Linked DNA regions of Homo sapiens: region 1 is linked to region 2. Evidence: read pairs that join two places in POLR2A ChIA-PET (ENCODE). Cell type or tissue: GM12878. All regions are shown on one strand. Links, peaks and the distances in the headings refer to the core of each region. The heading gives the core; the rest is flanking DNA. Region 1 overlaps KIF5B (kinesin family member 5B). Region 2 holds the start of LOC107984219 (a long non-coding RNA gene).

Region 1 (8,817 bases), core at 1,254-6,253, 130 kb before region 2:
TATTTTATGAAAGTCTTTAAGCGATATACATATAAACTATTTGCTTTAAATTAGAGAACTTGTTACCGCAAAGCAAGGAGGACAGGGAAACAGTTTATGTCTTTGAAATGAGCTTGCTGGAAACACCAGAAAAAAATCAGTAGAAAAAATTAGGAGCTTGCTAAAAACACCAGGAAGAAAAATCAATAAAAAAATTACATCTATCTATTTATGAATCATGAAAGTAGAATATGGTTATTTGCATCATTAAGTATCTTTACAAATCATTATTCCTTATATGGTACACCGTAAAGGCTGCCAAAAACAAGCTGTGGTAGTTCCGAGAAATTAGAAGAGAATAAAACTAATTAGATAATCTTGCCCAGTTCCTTGCCTAAGCAAAACAACATTCTCGCTTTTCAAGTGAATGATTTGGTGTTTGAACCTTCTTGATTACCTTAAGAGGGAAAAATGAAGGAGAGGAGGGAACCATCATCACATACCTTTACAGTTGTGGAATGTTAGCCCACTATAGTGTTTAACTAAGGAAAATCTAATATAATACACTCCCAAGTGATCTGAAATGATCCGCTATTCAGAATTCCAGAGAAAGACATATCCCTGCCAGAAGGGTGTCCTTCATAACCAAATTTGGTCTTCAGTCTGGTCGGTGCATACTCAAACAGGAATCACTTCCCTTAAGGAACCTAAGGTATGCAGTTGAGATCAACTTATTCCTTTTTGATTTGTCCCCTTAAAGCATCAATCAGACGTGAATGCATCTTGTGACTTGGAGTTACTAGTAATATTGAAATCTGAAACTTGGGGGATCTTTGAAGACACATGGGATTAAAAGCTGCATAATGTACATTTCGAGGCTAAAAACCAGGTTTGAAAAATACAGATGTCCAGATGAGTTTTTCTTTAATTTATTTGAAAAATAGAGATATGCCTTAATTATAGACCATTAGAAATAATTTTTGTGTTTCACAGAGTCTTGATTTTCATTCCAGGAAGCCAGAGTCAGTAATTTATGGCTAGATCTTTAATTAAAACATTTGCCTTACTTAGTATTACAAAATCATCATTTGGTTTTGCAATCAAGATAAGACTGTTTTGTCAACTTAATGCTAAGCACTTAATTTTTATTTAACAATAACTTCTAGAAAGATAATCACTCCAGTCTCAATTATTTTTATGTTTGTGTGTTACCTTTTAATAGTTGCCATTTATATTATTTTAGTAAGGTTGTAGTGGTAGTTTATATATTTGCTTGGAGTTGATAACTAGAGTAAGCAGCTTCATAAAGTACTTCTGAAGGCAGGCTTTACTATTAAAACTGTTTACTATTATGAAGCTGTTTACATTATTTCTGGCATATCTCTTGGTAAATGGTTTAGGGGCACTATTTTCTATTGATGTAAAAATTGAGGCCAGGCATGGTGGATCACGCCTGTAATCCCAGCACTTTGGGAGGCTGAGGCAGGTGGATCACTGGAGGTCAGGAGTTTGAGACCAGCCTGGCCAACATGGCAAAACCTCATCTCTACTAAAAATACAAAAATTAGCCAGGCGTGGTGGCACATGCCTGTGGTCCCAGCTACTCAGGAGTATATTTGTAGATACATATAAAATTCTCTTGACATTACTTGATCACTTATATTAGATCCAAGTGTATAACTTAACTTAGTATTCAGGTTTTTATCTGGCCTTATCCTCTATTACTCTTTGAACCCTACAGTCTGTACTAATTATTTCTAAAATTGTGTTACTCATCTACAATATCTCATATCTTTATAGTCACTAAATGAATGTCTGCTGGATAAATGAGGGAAAATTACTTTCTTTTTGCATAGAAAAAACTATTAGTATGGTTTGTTTTTGGGTGGCGATTGTTATTTTGATTGTACTTAACGTTTGTTTTCAGAATTGTTCACCATGAATATATCTTGTGTCAGCAGTAAAATAATAGATTTCTTTTAGTCACACCTGTAGAATTGAATGTTAATTGTTTCAGTAGCATCTGAGAAAAGGATACGTTCACATATGTCACAACTAAAGAATAATCAGACATCGATGCCTATTTTAAATTGATGCCAAAGTGAGATCAGCTTCTTGTATCTGTCAGTAATGCTTTCAGCTTTAGAGGAAAAACCAACAGCTAATAGTGGCTTAAATAAATAAGAGGATGTTTTTCTCACATAACAAAAAGCCTGGATATAGGCCCTTCACGGTTCCTCACTCTGTTATACTTTGTCGTCCTTAGCTGTTGCTTTTCATCATCCTGTTTGTCGTATTTGCAAGATGGATGCTACAGCTCCAGGCATTCATTCCAGGAAGGAGAAAGGGCAGTTTTAGCTGAGATGGTCCTTTTTATCAGGATAACAACACCCTTCTCAGAGACCTCGAACAGACCGCCACTTCATATTATTCAGAGCTTGGTCATGTGACTACTAGTTGCAGGGAGACTAGGCTAACAGGTATTTGGCTTTCCGGCCTATTTATTGGGAGGTAGCAAGGGAAAGGGGAATTGGGAATGGCTTTAGGAGTGTCTGGTTCATTGTTACTTTTATTTCAGACTTTGAAGTGGGGATGTGGAGGGTAGTAGGTCTTTTTCAGCTAAGACTTAGGAAGTGTTTTCTAATGTTAAGGGCTTTTTCTGGGGTCATGATTGTTTTGTGTTTTAGGGCCCAACTTCCTTCCTTTCCTTTAGGAGAAACTAGAGAGCAGGCAGATACTTGCAAATACCTAGAACCCCTTGCCTCTTATTTTTGGATACCTACTCTTTCTCCTAGATTATTAAAATTGTTCCTGCAAGCATTTAAACTACCTCAGGTCTTACAAGTCTTAAAAAAAAAATAACTTTCTTAGACATACAGCAGATTTTCTGCACCACTTGGTTACCTCCCATTCTTTTTCAATCCATTCCAATCTGACCTTTGTCATTGAGTACTTTTTAGTTTTGTCTTGGCCTCACAACTGTATTTGACATAATCACTCCCTCCTTGAAAATTATTATTTTTTGACTTGCATGGACACCACTGATTTTTTTTTTTTGTTCAATACCCCTGGCTCCTTCTCAGACTATATTAGTGGTTCTCTGAGAGTGGTCCATGGAGTCCCCAGTATCATTTCTGGGGTCCAGAAGATCAAAGCTGTTTTCAGAATAAGATGATGTCTTTTTAACCGTTTTGATATTTGCATTTGATCCTTGCTCCTTGTACTTCAACTTAACAACTTCCATTGGTTTCTTGAATGCTACACTGTTCTTTCTGCCTTAGGATCTTTAAGTATCCTCCCAGTGCCTAGACTACTTTCCTACACGAAACCTTTTTCACCCTTCATGACTAATACTGGGGAGAGTGATGATGAGTTAGTTGCTGCGTATTTTTCAGTTCTTAAATATTCTTTCTCCAAGGGTGTTTCCGTGATATTCTGCTTTCCCGTAGACTTAGGTTCTCCTCCTATATTCTCTCATTGCACTTTCATAGCACTCAATTGCATGAGTCAGAATTCTGGTCACTTAATTTTTTAATGTCTGCCCCACTATTATTTATGCTCCACTAAAGCAGAGAGGGAATCTCTTGGTTATCATTCTAGCATGTCATCTCACATTCCATAAGTATTTGTTAAATGAAAGAATGGTTGAAAAGCTGTTGCAGGACAGGCATGGTGGTTCACACCTGTAATCCGAGCACTTGGGGAGGCTGAGGCAGGAGGATCTCTTGAGCCCAGAAGTTCAAGACAAGCCTGGGCAACATAGCATGGTGGCACATGCCTCTAGTCCCAGCTGCTCAGGAGGCTAAGGTGGGAGGATTTCTTGAGCCCAGGAGGTTGAGGCTGCAGTAAGCAGTGATTGTGCCACTGCACTCCAGCCTGGGTGACAGAACCGAGACCCTGTCTCAAAAATAAATAAATAGGTATTTAAAAAAATAAAAATCACTCAGCAATATTTGGCTGCCATAGTAGTGCTAATTATAATTACTGGGAATTATAATTGTAATTACTGGGCCCTGGGAATGCAGCAAAGACTAAAGACCATTCTTGTTTTCCTGGAGTTTATTCTAATGGATTTGTGCATGGTGATCCCTTCTACTTCAAAGATTCAATGATACCAAATTATGCATACTAGGTATACTATTTTGAGGATTAAATATATTATATGATGGCATCTGTAAAGGTTAGAAATGTTCATTTACCTTTAATTTGTATAGTTGAAACACTTTTTTGTTTTTCAGTCCAAGCCTTATGCATTTGATCGGGTGTTCCAGTCAAGCACATCTCAAGAGCAAGTGTATAATGACTGTGCAAAGAAGATTGTTAAAGGTAAATATATTCAACCTGCTGAGTTGTCTCAGCAATAAGTAAATAAGTTTGTGATCTTTTCTACTTACTCAGCTTCCTTTTTTCATTTTAATGCCCCTTTCTTCTAAGTTAATTGCAGAAGAAAGTTGTTTAAATAATAAAAAGGTCAAACACAATTAGTAAATATTCTATTGCTCAAATTCCATGATCTAATTATATACAGTACCTAATTAAGGTTATTATGAGAACTATGTTACACACTTATTCTTAAGAGATGCATTTCTGTTAGATATTCCCAGGAGAGTTTCCAAGGTGGCAGTTCTAGAAAGAGAACAGTATGAGAATGAAAACAAAAGGGCTAGACACATTTCTAAAAAGTAGTGGAAAATGGCAGTCTATCATTCTTCCATTCCATTGTTATTCCTTCCCCAAAGACTTACCTATCCCTTGAGGAATTTAACAAGGGTTGCCAAGGGTGAGAAAAGTATGTACATTCCAGTTAATACTATAACTTATACAAGAATATTTATAACTTTATATATTCTAAAACCATTGAATTTTAAAGCTGAGAGAGTGCTCATTGTTTATCTGGAGTTACTTCCAGTTACTGTAGAAATCTGTTTAATCAAAGGAATGGCTGTTACTTTGTGATATGATTTATTTCATTTTTTGACAGCTGTAGTTGTTACAAAGTGCTTCTTAGATTGAGGCAAAATCTGTGTTGTGGCATTCACCACATTAAAAGAATTGGGATTCAGTATAAAAATAGGTGGATTAGGATAGCATAGGAGCACAGATGCTCATCCTAGTAACAGGAGATAAAGTGGAGTTATAGAAGGTTTATAGATGAGGTGAGGGAGGGAAAATGTGTATGTACTCATTATATCAATTTCATATTGTCTAATACAGGGAGCAAAGTCATCATGGAGATGAGGAAGGGGGAAGAGGTTCTAGGAAAAGGCATGAAATGGATGGATTCAGGCAGTGTGAGAGTATTGCCAGGCAGTATTAAGGGCCCACTCAAGGTTAGCTGCTGAAAGAGTTGAATTTTTGCCCATTTGGAGTTTTGCTAGGTGAGTACAAAAGAGGGAAGTGGGGGACAAGAGAATTGAGGATATAGTCAAAGGAGTGATTATAATGGTGGACCATGGGATCTAAGGTGGTTAAGTTACAGGAAGAAGGATATGAGGGAGGCTGAAGGGCAGTGAAAAAAGGTGGTAACATTAGTGGGTTGTAGATCTCAGTGGGGTCAAAGATTTGTTGGAATCAGGGTACTGGACGGAGTAATAGAAGGTGAATACAGACAGTCCCTGACTTAGAACAACTTAAAATTGTTCGACTTTACGATGGTGCAAAAGCAATACACATTCAATAGAAATATTCAATAGAAATATTTCTAGTACCTGTACAACCATTCTGTTTTTCACTTTCAGTATAGTATTCAATAAATCATATGAAATATTTAACACTTTATTATAAAATAGGCTTTGTGTTAGATGGTTTTGCTGAACTGTAGATCAGTGTACGTGTTCTGAGCACATTTAAAGTAGGCTAGGCTAAGCCATGGTGTTTGGTAGGTTAGATGTGTTTGATGCATTTTCAGCTTAGGGTATTTTCAACTTACAGAACATTTATCAGGAAGTAACCCCATCGTAAGTTGATTAGTATCTCTACTTGAAATTGAGATTATGGAAGCAATGCAGTTAGTAATGAAAAGGTAAAGGTGTTGTCATGGAGTTGACTTCCGAGGTAGTAAAGAAAGGATAAGGCCAGACATGGTGGGTCACACCTGTAATTCCAGCACTTTGGGAGGCTGAGGTGGGAGGATTGCTTGAGGCCAGGAGTTTGAGACCAGCCTGGGCAACAGCGAGACCCCATCTCTGTTTTTAAAATAAAAATGAAGAAAGAATAAGATCGCAGAAAATTTGGTCAAGGAGCTGAGAGGCCAGGTTATTTTAGTGGGATTATCTGCTACAGACTTTGAAACCACCAGTACTGTTTTATTACAACAGTAATGGTATTGGTGAGAGAGAGTGAACTGGGTACTGACATCTTCATAAAATGAAGGGGAATTAACACTTGTAATTGTGTAAATGACTGCAACAAAGAGGAACAGGGTCATCATGTTGTAAGCATCATGTGGTTTTCCAGAGGGATCGATCATAGAACACAATTTTACTACATTCTTTGATTGAGACATACTTCTGTCTCATCAGTACAGTTTAAGATTACATTAGCTTTCTAACCAATAGAAAGTTACCGATTCATGAATTCATGGGCAATTTGAATATACAGGTCTTTTTTGTATCTCTTGCCGCCAGCTTTAAGCCCCATTCCATACTTGCACTTTGGAGAGCAAACCTTTAAAGTGCAGATTCCATTTTGTTCATTTTAGCTCTTAATCATATTTTGAGTTTTATACTGGGGATCTAGTAAGTTGGCTGTCAGCACATTTGATAAGTCTATTAAAGTGTCAAAGGTTTTGAAGTTTGAAAAATATGATTCTAAACCATTTATAAAGTGCTTAATGGGTCATGGTCCCTAGGTTAATCTTCTAAAATGAATAAGATTGTTGGCAGTTATTTCAATCACACTGTTTGGGTATTCAGCCAACTTCAGAGCCTCTTACCTATACGATTGGCTAGTCCTTAGTTTGTCAACATACTCACAAGAAAATGATGAAAAACTTGAATCCTTTTATCAAGTGATGGTGCATGACTCTAGTATTTGCCCAAAGTACCAGTTGAATAACCATATCCAAACAGGAAATGAGGTTAGTTCAACCATAGTCTTTACTTAATAAAATTTTGGTATACTTATTTCCATAATCTATCCCTTTTCCCATTTTGAAAATGTAAATAACATTAGTGTCTTCTATTACCTTTGTTCTCTTTGGCTTTTAAAAGTAACCTACAGTAGCTGTGAGATTTTTATCCCTGGAACGTAATCCTCCTTAGTAACTAGAAACTTGGGCTCATTTGAAGCCATTCTTTTGCTATCGTACTATCCACATAAACCTTAAAGTCCCTTTCAACAATGTTTATTCTGTTGTTCTGTTTTGAGGATCATATTTGTGGAAGATGGTAGTAAATAGAAGTACCTCTGTTTTAATATCATCAGTTAATATTTTCTGGTCTTTCCTAAGCAATGCAGGTTCATTCATTCATTATTTTTTTTCTGAATATGACTTTAAAAGTTCTTTTTAGGGCCTTAGTTTTTATTTTGTTTTGGTCTTAAAGTTACTTATCCTGGACTTTTATCTTTCTCATGCTGTTCTCGTGAGTTCTGTCTCTTCTCTTGTATATCCTTAGTTACACAGTCTCTTAATAATAGGCTGATACTCAGAGTTTTTCAAAATCTATTGTTTTTTAAGTGGTACCTAACCTTAAGGAAAAGAAAAAGATGAAGTCTGTTTTCCTGACGTTTAGGATACATGCATCTATTACTTTTGTTCTGTTTTATTACTATTTGCAGTTCTAAGATGAAATCGTTTGCTTCCTGAAATTTCTCTTCTTTTCTCAAAATTTCAGTCCCTTCTTCATCCTGCTTTACTGTTTGGAACTGCGTTCAGGATAATAGTTCCCTTCTCTGTAATATGGTAAGAGTATAATCTTTAGAATCAGACAGTCCTAGATTGAATTCTAGGCTCTGCCACTTTCTTGCTGTGTGACTTTTGGCAAGTTACCTAACCTTTCCAAGCCTCCATTTCTTCTTGTGCAAAATAGGTACTAGGAGTTGTTAAGCACAATACAGGTATCAGCTGCTAATTGTGTCCTCTGTCGTTGTCTTCTTTTTTTTTTTTTAAATTGAGACGGAGTTTCGCTCTTGTTGTCCAGGCTGGACTGCAGTGGCGCCATCTTGGCTCACTGTAACCTACCTCCGCCTCCCGGGTTCAAGCAATTCTCCTGCCTCAGCCTCCTGAGTAGCTGGGATTACGGGCATGCGCCACCACACCCTGCTAATTTTTGTGTTACTAGTAGAGACAGGGTTCCTCCATGTTGGTCAGGCTGGTCTTGAACTGCCAACCTCAGGTGATCCGCCCACCTTGGCCTCCCAAAGTGCTGGGATCACAGGCGTGAGCCACCACGCCCGGCATGTGTCCTCTGTCTTCTTAGAGGACATTATTAATTCAATCAGTCGTGTTTGTATTTGGGATAAACTCATAGTCTCAGCTATTTCTACTGTACAAAATTAGACTTCCAGCAAGTGTTAGAATACAAGGTTTCTATCATAATCTCTTTCTTCTTCTATGCAACCTTTGTAATTTATGTCAGTATCACCTGGCGATGATTTCCTTTTATCTTTACCCAAGTGCTCTGTACCATTTTGGAGGAGACTGCATGTAGTAGCTGGTGGGACTTGTCCTGGACAAGGATATGAATGTGGCAGAGTTACCAATAAATACACATATTTAAGGAGAAAGATGGCGTAGGGGTAGGTCGTGGGTACCTAGGGAGGTGTGAGGACAGGAAAGCAATTAAATACATGGTAGGTTGTACTTGGGACAATCATTGTTAAACAGATTGGATGAGA
Region 2 (8,817 bases), core at 1,495-6,494:
AGGATGATGATAATAGTTTTTTTGTAGTAAGACCTAAAACTTTTAAAGCACTTGCCATGCTCCATGCACTATTTCAAGTGCCTTACACACATTTACTTAATTCTCCCAGTATGCAGTATGTACTACTAATAAGCTGCACTTTGCAGATGGAAAAAACTGAAGCCCAGAGAGGTTAAATGACTTGTCCAGAGTCACACAGCGAGAGACAGAGACAGGATGTTTTATAAATTATCAGTGCGTTTGTGACTATTTTTCTACTCTCACAACTTTTGCTTCCTTGAGTAAGCACTGATTAATGTAGATACTCTGTGACGTCTGAAAGTTACAAAGTTTTTTTTCTTTCTTCTCACAAACATCTTTTGAGGTTTGTATTGTTTGCTTTGTTTTACAGGCAAGTTAAGGTGCCTAGGGTCCTGAGAGCTGATAAATGGTAAAGCCTAGATTTAAAATTTAGACCTCTGACTCCAAGTTCTGTGCTCTTTTCCTTCCCCACAGCAGAATTCAGAATATGTTATGAGGTTAGAGTGACATCTTTTAAAGTTGGCTGAAAATTTCCTATATTTTGCTACATAATATATATTTTTAAATTTCAGTTTTATTAAAGTGTAATGTACATACATAAAATAAACTAACATTCAACAATAAAAAAGAATGATCTATGGAGACAACATGAGTGAATCTCAAAAGCATTAATCTAAGTGAAACATGTCAGACACAGAAGGCTACATACTATATGATTTGTATTTCTCTATTACAGCTTTTGCTTCCTTGAGTAAGCAGTGATTAATGTGATACCATCTATCATGCTTTATATCTAAGTGCTTTTTTTCGTGTTTTCTCTTTCCGTTCTTACAAGGATCTTTTGAGGTTTGTACTGTTTCCTATTTTAGAGATGGATTGTACCACAGTTTGTATTCACAAGTTCATAGGCCTTTGAGTTTTCAATTTCTGGCCATTATGAATGTTCATGTAAGGCCTTTGTGTGGACTTATGTTTTCATTTCTCTTGGGTAAATACCTAGAAGAGGGATTGCTGGATCATGTAGTAAGCGTATGTTTAACTTTATTAGAAATTACCAAATTATTTTCCGCAGTGGTTGTACCATTTTGCATTTCCACCAGCAATGAAGAGAATTCCAGTTGCTGGTATCTTTACCATACAAAACATTCTGTGTTTTTGAAAGCCATCCAGTAGGTGAGTAGTGATACCTGGTTGTTTTAATTTGCATCATTAGGGTTTTAACAGTTTTTTTAAAAAAATACAGTTTTGAGGTATAATTGCTGTATAACAAGCTGCACATATTTTTTAAGTGTACAATTTGAAGAGTTTTGACATATGTATATACCTGTGAAGCCACTACCATTTTCAAGATAATGAACATTTCTTTCACCCATCAAAAATTTCCTTGAGCTCCTATGTGATTCATTCCCCATGTCCCTTGGCAACTATTGCTCTGCTTTCTGTCACTATCAATTAGTTTGATTCTAGGAAATCAATTTTCTAGAATTTTATGCAGATGGACTCGTGTACTATGGATTCTGGTCTGGATTTTTCTTCACTCAAGAAAATTATTTTGAGATTCACCCAGTTTGCTGTGTGTATCAACAGTTCGTTCCTTTTTATTGCTGAGTGATATTCCATTGTGTGGATATACCACAATTAGTTTATTCAATTGTTGATTGACTTGCGAGTTTCTCTTTGTTACAGATGAAACTACTGTCTTTGTGTCTACATATGCTTTAATTTTTGTTGGTAAATACCTAAGAGGAAAATCCCTGAATCATGTGGTAGATGCATATTTAACATTTTAAGCATCTGCCAAACTTATTTCAAATGCTGGTTCAGTTTTACATCCTCACCAGCTTTGTGTGTGAGTTCCACTGGCCCTGCATTCTCAAAAACACTGGTATGACCTGACTTAGCCATTCTGTGAGATGTGTGGTGACATTTCTTTCTTTTTGGTTTTAATTTGCATTTTCCTGATGGCTAAAGATGTTGGGCATATTTTCATGAGCCTATTTACCATCTATAGATCTTTGGACAAGTCTGTTTAAATATTTTGCCTGTTTTTTTTTTTTTTTTTTTTCCTGTTAGGGTCTTGCTCTGTCACCCCAGGCTGCAGTACAGTGGCATGTTCACAGTTCACTGCAGTCGCGAACTCCCAGGCTCAAACAGGCTTCCCACTTTAGCCTCCCAAGTAGCCGTGACTACAGGTGTGTGGCACCATGCCCAGCTAATTTTGTAAACTTTTTTTGTAGAGACGGGTTCGTGCTATGTTGTCCAGGTTGGTTTTGAACTCCTGACCTCAAGTGATCCTCTTGTCTCGACTTCCTAAAACACTGGAATTACAGGTGTGAGCTACCTTGCCTAACCTATGATTTTTTTCTTTTTTATAATGTCTTTGGTTTTGGTGGAATGGAGTTGGGATGTTTTCTCTCTGCTTCAACTTTTTTTTGAGAGATTTATGTAGAATTGGTAGTAACTTCTTTACGTTTTTGGTAAAATTCACCAGTGAAGCCGCCTGGGCCAGTTTTCTTTGTGGGAAGCTTTTAAAGACAAATTCTGTTTATTTAATAGATATAGGAGTATTCAGGTTATCTGTTTATTCTTTAGCAAGCTTTGGTTATTTGTATCTTTCAAGAAATTTGTTAGAAGGGCATGGTAGCATGCACCTGTAGTCCCAGCTATTCAGGAGGCTGAGGCTAGGAGGATTGCTTGAGCCCAGGAATTAGAGGCTGCAGTGAGCTATGATTATGCTTCTGCACTCCAGCCTGGGCAACAGAGCAAGACCCTGTCTCTTAAAAAAAAAAAAAAAATTTGTCTACTTCATGTGGATTGTTGAGTTTGTTGGCATAAAGTTGTTCATAATATTTTCTATTTTCCTTTTGATGTCTTCAGGATCTGTAGTTATGTCTCTGGTTACCTTTTTGATAATTTGTTTCTTTTCTCTTTTGTTCCCATTAGTTTGGCTAGAGGATTGTCAGTTTTACTGATCTGTGCTTTTTTTTTTTTTTTTTTTTTTTTTTTTTTTTTTTTTTGAGGCAGGGTCTTGCTCTGTCTCCCAGGCTGGAGTGCAATGGCATGATCTCAGCTCGCTGCAGCCTTTGCCTCCTGGACACAAGCCTCAGCCTCCTGAGTAGCTGGGACCACAGGCACATGCCAACCACACCCGGCTAATTTTTTGTATTTTTGGTAGATATGGGGTTTCACCACGTTGCCCAGGGTGGCATTGAACTTCTAAGCTCAGATGATCTGCCTGCCTTGGCTTCCCAAAGTGCTGGGATTATAGGTGTGAGCCATTGCACCTGGACAGTTTTACTGCTCTTAAAGAACCAGGCTCTGGTTTCATTGATTTTTCTCTAACATTTTTCTGTTTTCTTTTTATTGCTTTCTGCTCTCATCTTTTTCATATCTTTTCTTCTACAAACTTTTTTTTTTTTTTTTTTTTTTTTTTTGAGATGGAGCCTTGCTCTGTCACCCAGGCTGGAATGCAGTGGCACAATCTCGGCTCACTGCAACCTCTGTCCCCAGGGTTCAAGCCATTCTCCTGCCTCAGCCTCCCCAGTAGCTGGGATTACAGGCATGCACCACCATGCCCAGCTCATTTTTGTATTTTTGGTAGAGACGGGGTTTCACCATGTTGGTCAGGCTGGTATCGAACTCCTGACCTCATTATCCGCCCGACTCTGCCTCCCAAAGTGCTGGGATTACAGGCATGAGCTACCGCGCCCGACCTCTACAAACTTTGGATTTAATTTGCTCCTCTTTACCTTCTTAGAGTGGAAGCTTATGTCATTGATGTGAGACTTTGTGTTTTTTCTGGCATTTAGTGCTGTAAGTTTTGTCTGAGCACTACTTCAGCTGTATCCCACAAATTTTGAAATTACATGTTTTCATTTTCATTCAGTACACATTTCCTGTTTGGTTTCTTTTTTCTTTTTTTGAGACGTTGTTTCACTCTCACCAAGGCTGAAGTGCAGTGTCACAAACTGCAGCCTTGACTTCCTGGGCTCCTGTAATCCTCTTACCTCAGCCTCCCTTAGTAGCTGGGACTACAGGTGCATATCACCATGCCCGGCTAGTTTTTTTAGTTTTTGTAGAGACGGGGTCTCACCAGGAGTTCAAAACTCACCAGGCTGGTCTTGAACTCTTGGCCTCAAGTGATCCTCCCACCTCCGACTCCCAAAGAGCTGGGATTACACGCGTGAGCCACCTTGTCCAGCCTGATTTTGTCTTTTGACTCCTGACTCATTTAGAAGTGTGTTGCTTAGATTCCAAAAACAATTTTGGGGTTTTTAAGATACTTTTTGAGAGTTTCTAATTTAATTTTATTGTGATTGGAGAACATACTTTGCATAATTTCAGTTCTTTTCAGTTTATTGAGGCTTGTTCCATGGCCGAGAATGTGGTATACAGGAACTTAGGTTTGTAAGAAACTACTAAACTGGCTGTGCTATTTAGCACTCTCACTAACACTATGTAAATACTCTAGTTTCTGGAATACTTGCCAGCACTGTTATTGTCTTTTTTAAAACAAAAACAAAAACAAAAACTTTATTGTAGTTGATGTGTAGTGATACCTAATTTGGGCTTTAGTTTACATTATTGATTTTTATTCTTGTTAAAATCAATTTGAATAAAACTTACAAATCGTGGATTTTTTTTTTCCAGTAGATGACAAAATGTGCTGAGGGATTGGTAATAGTTCATCATTTGTATGCTGCGTAAGTGCTACTTTTCAGTTTTCTTTTTTTTTTTTTTTTTTTTTTGAGACGGAGTCTCACTCTGTCGCCTAGGCTGGAGTGCAGTGGTGCAGTCTTGGCTCACTGCAACCTCTGCCTCCTGGGTTCAAGCGATTCTCCTGCCTCAGCCTCCCTAGTAGCTGGGATTACAGGCACCCACCACCACGCCTGGCTAATTTCTGTATTTTTAGTAGAGTGAGGTTTCACCATGTTGGTCAGGCTGGTCTGGAACTGCCGACCTTGTGATCCGCCCACCTCTGCCTCCCAGAGTGCTGGGATTACAGGTGTGAGCCACTGCGCCCGGCTAATTTTCAGTTTTCTAAGAGTTTGAATGTTTGTTTGCTTTTTAGTATTTACTTTTTTTTTTTTTTGAGACAGAGTCTTGCTCTGTCACCCAGGCTGGAGTGCAGTTGCGCGATCTCGGCTCACTGCAACCTCCGCCTCCCAGGTTCAAGCGATTCTCCTGCCTTGAGTAGCTGGGATTACAGGCATGCCACCATGGCCAGCTAATTTTTGTATTTTTAGTAGAGATGGGGTTTCACCATGTTGGTCAGGCTGTTCTTGAACTCCTACCTCGTGATCCACCCACCTCATCCTCCCAAAGTGCTGGGATGACTGGCGTGAGCCACCGTGCCTGGCCAATATTTACTTGTTTTTTGTTTTTTTTGGTTTTGTTTTTTTTTTTGAAATGGAGTCTTGCTGTGTTGCCCAGGCTGGAGGTGCAGTGGTGCGATCTCGGCTCACTGGAAGCTCCACCTCCCTGGTTCACACCATTCTCCTGCCTCAGCCTCCTGAGTAGCTGGGACTACAGGTACCCACCACCATGCCCAGCTAATTTTTTTGCATTTTTAGTAGAGACGGTTTCACCGTGGGAGCCAGGATGGTCTTGATCTCCTGACCTTGTGATCCGCCCACCTCAGCCTCCCAAAGTGCTGGGATTACAGGCGTGAGCCACCGCGCCTGGCCCTATATCTACTTTTAAAGAGGATTTGTAAGAGCTTCATGAGGATTTTAGTTACTTGTGGCTTTTGAGTAGATGGGTATAAGGTGATTTAAATTGTATACTACAGTGTCTTTAGTGAAATATATATAACATGAAATTTACTGTTTTAACCATTTTTGAGTGCACAGTTCTGTGGCATCAAATAAATTAACTTTGTTGTCCAGCCATCACCACCCTTCATCTCCAGAACTTTTTCATCTTTCTAAACTGAAACTCCATACCCATTAAGCAGTAACTTCCTGTTGCTGTCTTTCTCCATCCCTTGGTAACCACCATTCTGCTTTCTGTCTTTATGAATTTGACTACTCTAGGTACCTTATATACATGAAATCATATAATGTTTGCCCTTTGTGACTGGCGATTTCCCTAAGCATAAATAGTCTTCAGAGTTCATTCACATTGTACTGTCAGAATTTCCTTCCTTTTTAAGGCTGAATAATATTTTATGTATGTATCACATTTTGTTTATTCGTCCATTGATGGATATTTAGTTTGCTTCCACTTTTTGACTATTGTGATTAATGCTGCTGTGAACATGGATATACAAATATCTGTTTGACTTTCTGCTTTCAATTCTTGTGGGTGTATACCCAGAAGTGGAATTGCTGGATAATGTGGTAATTGTATTTTCAGTTTCCTTGAGGAACTACCATACCATTTTCCCTAGTGGCTGTACCACTTTACATTTCCACCAGCAGTGCACAAGAGTTTTAGTTTCTCCACATCCTCACAAACATTTGTTATTTATTTAGTTATATTTATTTATTTGAGACAGGGTCTCACTCTGTTGCTGAGGTTGGAATGCAGTGGCACAGTCACAGCCCACTGCAGCCTCAACTTCCAGGCTTGAGCGATTCTTTCACTTCAGCCTACTGCGTAGCTAGGGCTACAGGCATGTGCCACCAATCCTTGGCTATTTTTTAAATTTTTGTTTGTAGAGACGGGGCCTCGTTATGTTACTCAGGCTGGTCTTGAACTCCAGGGCTCAAGTGATCCTCCTGCCTCGGCCTCCCAAATTACTGGGATTACAGATATGAGCCACTGTACTTGGTCTATTTTTTAATTTAAAAAAAATGATAGCCGTCCTGTTGGGTGTGAAGTGGTATCTCATTGGTGTGTGTGTGTGTGTGTGTGTGTGTGTGTGTGTGTGTGTGTGTGATTTCCCTAATGATCAGTAATATTCAGCATCTTTGCAGGTTCTTACTGGCCGCTTATATACAGATGCTCCTTAATTTATGATGGTATTATGTTCTCATAAACTGATCATAAGTCAAAAATGTTGTGAGTCAAAAATGCATTTAAATTAGCCTGAGCAACATAGCAAGACCCTCATCTCTAAAAAGATTAAAAATTAGCTAGGTGTGGTGGTACGTACCTGTAGTCCTAGCTACTCAGGAGGCTGAGACAGGAAGATTTCTTGAACCCAGGAGTTTAAGGCTGCAGTGAGCTATGATGGTACCACTGCACTCCAGCCTAAGTGACAGAATGAGACCCCCATCTCTCAAAAGAAAAAAAAAAAAGGTATTTGATATTCCAATAAACCCACCATAAAGTCAGGAAATTGTAACTGGAACCATTGCAAGTTGGGAACCGTCTGTATCTTCTTTTGAAAAATGTCTGTCAGGTTCTTTGCCCACCATGACTCTTGATATCCCAATGTTTATTTGAAGTAAACTGGCATAATTTAAACATTATAGAGTGTTTTCTCCTTTTTTTGGGTGAGTTACTGATGTCTGACACTAGAACTTTGCAGTGGCCAGACTTAAATAATTGCTGCACTAACAGATGTATTTGCCTTTGTTTTGTGGATTATATCTTTTTAAAACATGGGGGATTGGTAAACACATGCAAGTAATTGAATGTAAGTGATATTTAGAAGATTTTCTTTAAGAGAGTAATGTGTATAGTTTCAGAATACCTGAATGGGTTGGGGAGGAGAAGATACCTGGGTAGCCAGTAGTGTTGTGAAGTGAATGTTTTTCTTCTAGAATAAGTTGTTAGGAGATCGAAAGTTTCATTGAACTTTTATAAAGACTAGGGTAATGATTTCTTTTCTTTTTTATTTTTTTGAGACTAAGTCTTGCTCTGTTGGAGTGCTGGAGTGCAGTGGTGCGATCTTGGCTCACTGCAACCTCTGCCTCCTGTTCAAGATATTCTCCTGCCTCAGTCTCCCGAGTAGCTGGGATTACAGGCACGTGCTACCACGCCTGGCTAATTTTTATATTTTTAGTAGAGACGAGGTTTCACCGTGTTAACCAGCATGGTCTCGATTTCCTGACCTCATGATCTGCCCGCCTCAGCCCCCCAAAGTGCTGGGATTAACAGGTGTGAGCCATCGCGCCCGGCCTGGGATTATTAATTTTAAACAAGTACTTTAAAAAATACTCGGAGGATTTGATGCGAAGTTCAGTGCTTAAACTGGAAAAGTTTCTTAATATTTTATATGTTTGAAGCTATATTAACATTTTATAGTTCACAATATTAGCATTGCTAAATAGGTTATACGTATCTGGATTGGACTTAAATTGTAAGCTCACTAATTAAGATACATTATGTTTCGGCTGGGCGTGGTGGCTCACACCTGTAATCCCAGCACTTTGGGAGGCCAAGGCGGGCGGATCACAAGGTCAGGAATTCCAGACCAGCCTGGCCAACATGGTGAAACCCCATCTGTACTAAAACTACAAAAATTAGCTAGATGTGGTGGCGGGCACCTGTAGTCCCAGCTGCTTGGGAGGCTGAGGCAGGAGAATCGCTTGAACCCGGGTGGCAGAGATTGCAGTGAGCCAAGATGGCGCCACTGCACTCCAGCCTGCGTGACAGAGGGAGACTCCATCTCCAAAAAAAAGATACATTATGTTTCTTTAACGTTTTGTTTACCTGTTTACTTTTTTTGATATACCTCTTAAACAGATTGGTTGGTTAAAACGGATGTCCTGGGGGAGAAAGACAACATTTGCTGAACTGTTTAAGTTTTGGTAGGCTTCTTGGTAGTTTAAATGGGAAGAAAATTTTAAAAATTGGCAGATAGAAAGGAGGAGGCTTTTAGATTAAAAAATAGCGTGATAGGAA

Evidence for each region. ChIA-PET counts read pairs that join two places held together with the same protein. Peaks named below come from ENCODE experiments on the same cell type or tissue, not always from the same donor. Only the 100,000 strongest peaks of a DNase experiment are listed, where the experiment ranks them.
Region 1: POLR2A ChIA-PET joins it to region 2 with 5 read pairs; 10 of 35 experiments call an interaction of 5 or more read pairs at or near these places.

The regions. Positions count from the first base shown.
Region 1 is chr10:32,043,952-32,052,768 of GRCh38, reverse strand. It overlaps KIF5B (kinesin family member 5B), which reads left to right. Exons shown (of 26, transcript NM_004521.3): 2 at 4,218-4,305. Among named protein-coding and RNA genes, the nearest start is that of KIF5B, 8.1 kb to the left of the region's middle. RefSeq lists an enhancer at 3,448-4,647. In GM12878, for the core only: no CTCF peak of the experiment used is centred there; no DNase peak of the experiment used is centred there; H3K4me3 peaks cover 847 bases.
Region 2 is chr10:31,916,402-31,925,218 of GRCh38, reverse strand. All of the region lies in intron 1 of ARHGAP12 (Rho GTPase activating protein 12), which reads left to right. It overlaps LOC107984219 (a long non-coding RNA gene), which reads right to left and starts at 2,367. Exons shown (of 3, transcript XR_001747415.2): 1 at 1-2,367. In GM12878, for the core only: no CTCF peak of the experiment used is centred there; a DNase peak (open chromatin) is centred at 3,931; H3K4me3 peaks cover 685 bases; H3K27ac peaks cover 1,329 bases.